2 separate regions of the Homo sapiens genome follow, and region 2 is linked to region 1. A link is a loop called in an ENCODE intact Hi-C map of the cell type or tissue named here. Cell type or tissue: OCI-LY7. All regions are shown on one strand.

Region 1 (5,000 bases):
GATACCTCCTGATCAGGGGATTCCTTTTTAAAATGAAGCCAACTATTCTTCTGCAGTTAACAATCAGGCATAAGGATACCTCCTGATCAGGGGATTCCTCTACCTGTTTCTCAACTAAGGTTTCTCAACTAAGGACAGGTTGACAGGAGTTGGCTACAAGCCTTAAAGTGAAAGGCTTCTCTCACAAGAAAATCTTAGGATCCGCAGAACAGGACCAGGGTATGGGCTCCAGAGAAATGGGCCAAGAAGGCCATGTGGCCTGAGCCTCTACGAATACTGGTTGCCTAAAAGGGTATAAGAAGGATGGGGCATAAGGGCCCAAAGGCTCACCCAAGGTCCAAGCTATCTAATCTGGGTCAAAGACAGACTGGAGGTAGGGGCAAATGCCTACCTAGTAATACAGAACATGTGTCTAAAGTTTCCTGTGATCTGTACATTCCCTGGCAGTACCTAACTGATAAAGAATTTGGGGATCTTAAGTGAAGCAAAATAATCAATGATTTAATAATGAATGAAGAGGGGCTATCTGATATAAATGCATAAATAATTACAAACAATGTGGGATAATACAGGCTACAGCATACAATAAGATTTTTCTCAGCCAAGCATGATGGCATGCACCTGTAGTCCCAGCTACTCAGGAGGCTAGAGTGGGAGGATCACTTGTGCCCAGGAGTTTGCGGCTGCAGTGAGCTAAGATAATGCCACTGCATTCCAGCCTGGGTGGCAAAGTAATACCCTGTCTCAAGAAAGAGAAAAGAAAAATGAAGATTTTTTTCTCTTTCTAGGTTATTTCACATGTGAAATATCACAACATTCAAATATTAAAAACAAATTATGCAAATCTTTTGCCTACAGACAACATTTTAGTTGCTCTGTAAAGCTGTCCTGGAGAATACAGCTTGATTGTTCTGGAGAATATAGAAAAAAAATGGGGATCATAAGGACATACTATTTGATAAACACTATTCTAGGCACTGGGCATCAACTGGTGAACAAAACAAAGTACTGATCTCAGAGTGCATAAAACCTAACAGGGAAAAGACACACACACGAAGTCAGGTAATGACAGGCGATATGCAAAAGACTAAAATAGAGGGATGTGGAAATGAGTAGCTAGTTATTTTACACTGTATATTGAGGAAAGTTCTCTCTGCTGAGATATTTTTAACAGAAATTTAAATGCAAGAAAGAGCCAGTCAGGGAAGATGGTTAAGTTGTGGATAACAGGATATTCCAGATAGAGAAAAAAGCTAATGAAAAGCCGACATATGGCAGAGTTCGACTTGTTAGAACAGTGGTCCTCAAACTTTAACATGCTTCAGAATCATCAAGGATCTGTAAAACATGAGATTGCTCGGTCTCACCCACAGACTTCCTGGTTCAGTAGGTCTGGTGTGGAATCTAAAAATATGTGTTTCTAACAAATTCCCAGGTCCTGCTGACATTGCTGGTCCAGGGATCACACTTTGAGAACCACTGTGTTAGAGGACTAGAAAGAAGGCAAGTGTAGCTATAGTACCTAACCGTGCGGGCAACAGTGGTACCAGGTGAGACCACAGAGGTAAGGAGGGAACAAGTCATTCAACACTTTATACTTCACCATAAAAGTTTGAATTTTATTCTCAGATTGGAAGCAGTTACGGTAGCTTTGAAGCAGGAGAGTGATATGATCTGATTCATGTTTCAAAAATATCACTGTGAAGGGTTAAAGATAGTAGGAGGTAAGGGGGTAGGGAAGACTACAAAAGGTAACACGAGAGATCTATTGTCATGATGAAACAGTTCTTAATCTTGATTGCAGTGGTTATACGAATCAACACAGGTGAGGACATGACACAGAACTATATTTAGACTTTATTCCAGTATCTGTTTCCTGGGTTCTATAGTTACATAAGATGGAACCAATGGTGGGGGGATTGGGAGAAGGGTACAAGTATGGGTCCTTTCTATATAATCTTTGTAACTTCCTTTATATTTGTAATTACTGAAAACAATTTTTTAAGATATCATCTTGGTTGCTGTTTGAAAAACAGGCAATAGGGAATCAACAGCAAAAGGAGGAGATTACTACAGTACCCTAAGTAACAAATGTTGGTGGCTTAGACTAGGGTGGCTGTACTGAAGATGGAGGGAAGCAGGCAGATTTAGGACATATTACAAAGGCAGAAGCAACAGGCCAGCAGACACGACTGCTAAATTAGTTTCACACACACTCCTACCACCCAGCTTTTAGTCAGCATTTATAGTAAAAACATCTATTCAAATATTTTTTTTTTCTTTTTTTCCAGGCAGGGTCTTGCTCTGTTGCACAGGCTGAAGTGCAGTGGTGCAGTCACAGCTCACTGCAGCCTCAACCACCTGGGCTCATGTGGTCCTCCCACTTCATCCTCCCCACCATAGCTGGGACTACAGGCACACACCATCACACCTGGCTAATTTGTGTCTTTTTGGTAGAGATGGGGTTTTGCTATGTTTCCCAGCTAGTCTCAAACTCCTGGGCTCAAGTGATCCTCCTCACCTCAGCCTCCCAAAGCACTGGGATTACAATGAGCCACCATGCCTAGCCCCAAAATATTTTTAAATCTTTACCAGATCAACTGTTAAACATATATGAAATATGATGTGTTAATGGACTATAACTGGAATTGTGTATCAGTCACATTGATCAGGGGTCCCCAACTCCTGGGTCACAGACCAGTACTGGTCCATGGCCTGTTAGGAACCAGGCCAAGAGGTGAGCAGTTGGCAAGTGAGCAAAGCTTCATCTGTATTTACAGCCACTCCCCATTGCTCACATTACTGCTTGAGCTCCACCTCCTGTCAGATCAGTGGTGGCACTGATTCTCATAGGAGTACTAACGCTGTTGTGAACTGTGCATGCGAGGGATCTAGGTTGCATGCTCCTTATGATAATCTAACGCCTGATAATCTGTCACTGTCTCCCATCACCTTCAGATGGGACCATCTAGTTGTAGGAAGACAAGGGCAGGGCTCTTACTGATTGTACATTATGGTGAGTTATGTAATTATTTCATTATATATTACAATATAATAATAATAGAAATAAAAGGCAAAATAAATATACTATGCTTGAATCATCCTGAAACCATTCCCCCAACCTCAGTCTGTGAAAAAACTGTCTTCCACAAAACTGGTCCCTGATGCCAGAAAGGTTGGGGACCACTGATACAGATGACTATCATAATCATGAGTTTCTAAGTTATTTATGTGGTAAAAAATAGGAAGCTACAATGGTGGGGGTTGGGGGCAGGGAGGAGACAACAGTAAAGTAAAGGAGAGAAAAGAATTGGGGACAATGCCTAGATTTTTAGTTTTAGTAACTGGTTAAGTGAGCAAAGTTTGAGTAGAGGCAGATTTTGGAGAAAGGAAATCAAGAATTCTGATTTGGTCATGTGAAGTCTAAGATTCCCATTACACATCCATGTGGAGAAGACAAGAAGGCATTTAAATATGAATCTAGAGATCCAGATGAAGATCCTAACTGGAGATTCAGACTTAGGAGTAGTCAACATATATATGGTAGTTGAAATTGTAGGGTTGGAGGAGGTCACCCAAGGAGAGGGTATAGACAGAGAAGAGATTGCGGCCCATGAGAGAGCCACAATAAAATACAATAAAATATTCTAACACTTCCAGAACTTGAAACTAATTAGCTGGCCAATTCAATAAGATAATAACACTCTGTATTTTAAAAAGTAATGGAAACCTTGGCGACAATATGCTAAGGGAAATAAGTCAGACACAAAAGGACAAATATTATATGGTTCCACTCATATGAGGTACCTAGAATAGGCAAATTCATAGACAGTAGAATGGTGGTTACCAGGGGCTGGGGAGAGGAGGGAATGTGGAGGTATTGTTTAATGGGTACAGAGTTTCAGTTTGGGATGATGAAAAAGTTATAGACATGGGTAGCAGTGATGGTTACGCAATGTAAATAGACACGTATTTAATGCTGCTGAACTGTATACTATAAAATGTTAAACTTTGTATTATATATATTTTACCATAACTTTTAAAAAGTAATAGAAATCTATATGAAAAATTGCAGATCTTTTATACTCTATAATTAGTTCCAAGTAAGGATTTCCAATGATTTTTACCACCACAACATGATAATCATTATGATTCCACTAAGAAACGTTATTTGGCATCTTATTTATCTAGATCTTTTCATTACGTGAACTATGATCAGGAACATGCAATTTCATAGCCCAACTTGTAGCCTAAGCCATTCCCTCCTCCCAAACCTGCTCTTTCAAACATTATTACTAGCCTGATCCCATTCTAGATCCTACATATATCCAATGGAGTTTATGCCTTCAGCGTCAACCTTTCAAGGAACTTGTGCTATTTGTTGGAGTTAGTCCTCCTTAAACTCCCTATGTTATCCACTGTTGTAAAAAACAATTACTGTTATGATGTAACCACAAACTGTCGAAGACAAACTGTCACAGCTAACATGTAAGAGATCAGCAAGATAAAGAGACCTAGGTGAAAGACAGAGGCTCACAATATCCATAAAACTGGAATTTGTTGACTCCAAACTTGACAAATTGCTCCAGTGTACAAACGGAGCTGTTAAGAATGAGAATTTGGAATATCAGGAAAACCAGGTCATTTTAATCTTTGCTTTTTGGTGTTACTTCTAATGCTAAATAATCATGATAAGTGACATTCTGTTAGGTTTATCTGACTACACTTCTTGGGAACATGTACATTAGCTGAAGAATTTCAGTTGGTCAAGAAGTCTCAAGTAGTATATGTGCAATAAAACATAATTTTACCTTTCTACAACTGTGATTTATTCTCTTCCTCACATTTAAATTGTCACCTATTCTCATCAAATTCAATAATCTCAATATATCGTCCCATTACAAGAAAAAATAAGTTCAAGGCTATGTAAACACAAGATTCTGAAATATAACTTTCTGTGATAAGTCTTAAAATAGAATTAAGACTTATCAAACATCTGT
Region 2 (5,000 bases), 120 kb before region 1:
AATGAAAGGGGCAATTTTCTTTTTCTTTCTCTTCTTTCTCTTTCCCTTTTATTTATTTATTTTTTTTTTTGAGACAGAGTCTCACTCTGTTGTCCAGGCTGGAGCGCAGTGGCGCGATCTCGGCTCACCACAACTTCCGCCTCCCAGGTTAAAGCGATTCTCCTGCCTCAGCCTCCCAAGCAGCTGGAACTATAGGTGTGCGCCACCATGCCCAGCTAATTTTTGTATTTTTAGTAGAGATGTTGGCCAGGCTGGTCTTGAACACCTCACCTCGTGATCTGCCTGCCTTGGCCTCCCAAAGTGCAGGGATGACAGGTGTGAGCCACGATTTTCTTTCACAAGGGAAAAAAAAGATCCTCTAAAGCAGGATCTGGCTGTTATTTTGTACAGTTAATATATTCACGCTGAACAATTATTGGAAGAGCAGGTAGAGTAATAAGTTGTATATGACATTTCAAAAAGGGACTGCCCAAGCCAGTGGATGGCAGATGCCCATGTGGGAATTAAGGGCAGCGAGGATGCTTTGGGGTACAGATTGATGTTTGATGTTAATGCCACCAACAGCCAGTCTCTTCCATCAGATGCTTTTGGTGGTCTTTGCATAACACCATTCTCTGGACATGAATGAATGAACGGTTGGTCTGCCCCTCGATGACAGTTTTAATGTTATTTTGCTCATTTATTCAGTGCATCTTGATGGTTAATTTAAAAATCTATTTGAAATATGAGGCATTATGAGAAGACTGTTAAGTTTTGAAATCACTCACTGTCTTATTTTTGCAAGTTTTGGAAATAACAGTACCCACCAGGAACACCAAGCTGTTTTAAAATGTGTTCCACTTACAGTTGTTTGTCTACAAGTCGGGTTTGGTTTAAACAGACATTGAATGAGAGGTGAGAGGGCTGTGCTTGTACTTTTACCTTAACACCACTGTGTTTTTACTTCCTGTTAAAATTAACTTTATTAGAGGTGCTGTATACTTAGAATCCCTCTGCATTTGGCACCATAACCATCATATGCAGCTAGACTTGATGTCCATTGTACAAAAATGTGAGCGAGACATAGGCATGTGGGGAGGGTAAAGCTATTCAAGGGCTAGTGACTACCTTTGTGACTTCAGATGCAGTTAAAATCCCACACACATGTCCACCACATGAGCAGGTGATGATATGTTGAAGACTGCAGAGTCACTGTTTTTTATAGTTCTCTTCCAAAGCGAATGTATTACCATACCAGATTTATGTATAAATGTTTATGCCTGGAATTTGCATTTCCTAAACCATGAAAGAGTTTTGTTGAGAAGAGCACGAAGGAAAAACAGTGAAACTAACCAGTTCCTTGCTTCAGGAACCACCTCTGTAAGGCAGCTCTTTGTGCTTCTCAAAAACCTCTAAAGATGTTGATGGTGATCCCTCGGTCATGAATACCAGTAACTCATAACCATTTTTGCAAGAATACTGTATAGAGTGGGACCCAAAGACTGGGTAATGTCAGTATTATCCAACTAAACCTTGACATGTTTTGGCAAATGTTAAACTTCAGAAAAAGAAAGAAAAGATGAATAATGCAATTAACCCTTTGTATAATAAATTATCAGCAATTCAAATATGCTGTAAAGTGTTAACACTGATTGTATCCTCTAAATAGTGTCTAGCTCAGCCAACTGTTATCCTTTGCCATATCTGTGTACCATTTAAAAGAGGGATTAAAAATAGTTTCAGTGGATTTACTCTACGAAGGGAGAAAGGTAACTTTTCCAGGTAGGCTGATGTTAGAGGGCAGTTTTTTGTTTTTTGTTTTTTTTTGAGACAGAGTCTCGCTCTGTTGCCATGTTGGAGTGCAGTGGCATGATCTTGGCTCACTGTAACCTCCGCCTCCCAGCTCCTAGCGATTCTCCTGCCTCAGCCTCCTGAGTAGTTGGGATTATAGGCGCCCGCCACCACTCCCACCTAAGTTTTGTATTTTCAGTAGAGACGGGGTTTCGCCATGTTGGCCAGGCTGGTCTGGAACTCCTGACCTCAGGTGATCCACCCACCCCGGCCTCCCAAATTGCTGGGATTACAGGCGTTAGCCACTGCACCCAGCCAGAGGGCAGGTTTTTTTAGTGACTTAACCATCCAGAAATGATTAAGTTTACTTTGTTATTTTAAATTCTATAGAGAAGATAAGAAAGTTCCCAGTTTTCCTGAGAAGAGCATGCAATGGCGTCTCTCCTTCTCCAGGCCACTGCCAGGGCTTTCTGTGAAGGAGCTGGAAGGGAGAGGGTCAAGAGTTCTTGTTGCTTCATCCAGTTCCCAAGAAAATTATAGCCTGATGTGTCATGCATTGTGAGAAGCAGGCACTGGTGAGGAGAGACGAGTTTTGGTGGAGGCAGTAAATGAAGTGCAACCAGATTTAAATGACCTCCAAGGAGCCTATGAGATGCACTGTGGCCTTGGTAGGACAGGGGAGCAGAAGTCATGCTCACACCAGAGGGAGTTTTGCAGGGACTGGAGAAAGGAGCTGCAAGGGGAGGAAGAGGCTCTATAACTCTCTCCAAGATAGAACCAGGGAGGTAGAATGGCTGTGCAGATGTTGGAGGTCCCGGGCCAGGTGCAGCTGGGCCAGGGAAAGGGGAAGGTGCACAGATGGTTGGGCACCTCTCTGCCAGGAAACACTCATTGCTGCATCAGGACTGGGGTGCCCAGCACAGCTGTGCAGACTTCCCGGTCCCCAGGATCCCTTGGGGATCCTTCTGAGAGGAAGGGGTGATGTCACAGCCCACACCTGACCCCACCTGGGACCCCTTCCTCCCCAGGGTTGCACCATCCTTCCTGACCCTGCCGTGGTGCAGCGTGTGTGCACACGTGCAAAACAGAGACAGGGCAGACGTGATGTTAAAGGCCATTTGTAAGCACAACAGATTGCAGGATGCCATCGATGCAAAAAGAGTTTGAGAGAGGAGCTAACACATGAGATTTTCTTTTATTAAACATATTTTATCTTGCTTTTTTTTTTGTAATGTTTCCACTGGGTGGTGCTGCAGGAATTCCTACCTTTTGCCTTGGATCTACCCTTCCCAGAAAGACGCCTCTAAAGCATAATAGGAGGAAGTCCTGATTTAGAAAGATTTTACAGTTTCAACACAATAGAAGAGTTGGAGGATGCTCTGGCAGGAAATGTTTCAGTTTCTGGATGTGGAAAAACCGCCATCATTTTGTATCCATGCAAAAAGGTTCTCATTGCACTGGGTAAATACTTTCGACTTTCATCAGCTTCTTCTTTAGCACAGAAAATCTTTCAAGTTTATCAGAAAGATTAGGGTTTCATTCTAGTGGAAGTGGTCTGTAAGATTTCCTTTATTTTGATTTTTGTAACACCATCTTAAAGTAAGTAAATAAACATTTTCTTACATTGACAACCATAGATTTAAGAAAATACTTCTGTCAAGGCTGTCTTTAAAGCTGAAGACATTGTTCCATCCTTATTATAAAGATCATTTATACAGTGTACTGATCAAAAGGATTACATATTTTTACTTTCAAATACTTTCAAGAAGTCTTTTAGTTTGATAGTATGTAAAGGATAAGACTGACTTTACCCCTTCTACAGAGGAGAAGGTTGAAATACAGAAGTTAACATCCCTGCTGTAGCTCACACGACTTTTTCTCCTTTTTTTTTTTTTTCCTACATTTGACCAAGGCACAGAAGATCACACAACTTTTTAAGGTTTTGGCTGCAATGAGGATTTGTTTATCTTGACCTCCCCCAACTTTTTTTCTGTTGTACACAGGATTGAATTGTATTGATATTAATAGTACAAAAATTTGGGGAAAAGATTTTCCATTCAAGCAAAGGCCTCTGAAACATAAGAATCAAAAGTAGTATGAGGGTCGGGGGGCCAGATGCCCACTGGGGATTTGAGAGCTCATTAATTTAAAGCTCAAACTGAAAGACAGTTTGTAAGATCCTAGTAAGTTTCACTGACTGCGGAACAGCCTGTTTTTTTCGGGGCATGTTGTGGTCCTCCATGAAATCCTAAACACTGCTTTCTTAGAACCTGAAACAGGCTTCCCTAGAGGTGTTTCTTTTTAAAGGAAAGTTTTGGAGGCACTGCTGGGTACTAGGGACCTTGCCAGATCCTGTCATGCACGGTTTCCCTGGGATTCCAGCCTGTCCCTATTCACACTTGAAGTGCTTCTCATGATTCGTTTCGTGATGTGAGGTGCATGCATGTTTGGGGCCCCTCTTGGGCTAGGCTAGCTCACTTCTGTTTCCTCTGACTTTCATCCTGTTCCACCGCCCTGCGCGCGGGCGCACGCACACACACACACACACACACACACACACACACCCCGAGTGGGAGGTCCAGGGGCACCGACTTCCAGAACACGCAGCTTCTCAACGGCCCACTTGTATCGAGAACCACCCTTGCTTATTTAGTGTTGGGTGAACCTTGAACCTATTTAAACCACGATACAGATCTTTGAAAGGAGGGCACTGGTTAACAAAATGGTGGATGGGGTGGATTCAAAGATTCTTTCTTGAAACAACCCAACTGGAGCAGCTGGAGACACAGATGAGGCAACACCAGAAATGAACAAGGAAATGTCCTGATTTGATTCCTAGTAGGAATGTATTTCCCACGCATTACAATGAGACGTTTCCCTTAGCAGCAGTGAAGTGTGCATATGAGAAAAGAAGCCTCTACTGGGGGCATATGCGCGTTGATTAAGAACCTGGACTTTGGAGCCAGATGCCCCTGGATATGAGGCTCTGTTGGCCCATTTTACCCATGTGGCCATGAGTGTCTTATTTCACCTTTCGAAGTCATAGTTCCTCGTGGGCACAGCCAACTGAGAGTATTAAATTTAGACAGCATGTATAAAGCACTCAGCACAATTCCTGGTACATAGTAAGTGGTCATCAAATTTAATTGCACTAAAAAGAAAAGCTCCTATTTAATAAAGTAATGGATTTCTTTAGGTATGGGCGCTGTTCTTCAGAATTCCATGGGATC

What was found. Hi-C counts contacts between places; a loop is a spot of excess contacts. Peaks named below come from ENCODE experiments on the same cell type or tissue, not always from the same donor. Only the 100,000 strongest peaks of a DNase experiment are listed, where the experiment ranks them.
Region 2: a loop joins it to region 1, with 4 times the contacts of the local background. A loop is called at or near these places in 1 of 110 quality-filtered maps.

What each region holds. Positions count from the first base shown.
Region 1 is chr12:96,325,278-96,330,277 of GRCh38, forward strand. All of the region lies in intron 2 of CDK17 (cyclin dependent kinase 17), which reads right to left. Among named protein-coding and RNA genes, the nearest start is that of CDK17, 73 kb to the right of the region's middle. In OCI-LY7, a CTCF peak has its summit at 2,850 (motif pointing left); DNase peaks (open chromatin) are centred at 1,824, 2,284 and 2,814; H3K4me3 peaks cover 2,682 bases; H3K27ac peaks cover 3,826 bases.
Region 2 is chr12:96,206,265-96,211,264 of GRCh38, forward strand. The region is part of intron 1 of ELK3 (ETS transcription factor ELK3); the gene reads left to right. Among named protein-coding and RNA genes, the nearest start is that of ELK3, 14 kb to the left of the region's middle. RefSeq lists an enhancer at 3,838-4,360. In OCI-LY7, a CTCF peak has its summit at 3,037 (motif pointing right); a DNase peak (open chromatin) is centred at 2,747; H3K4me3 peaks cover 1,627 bases.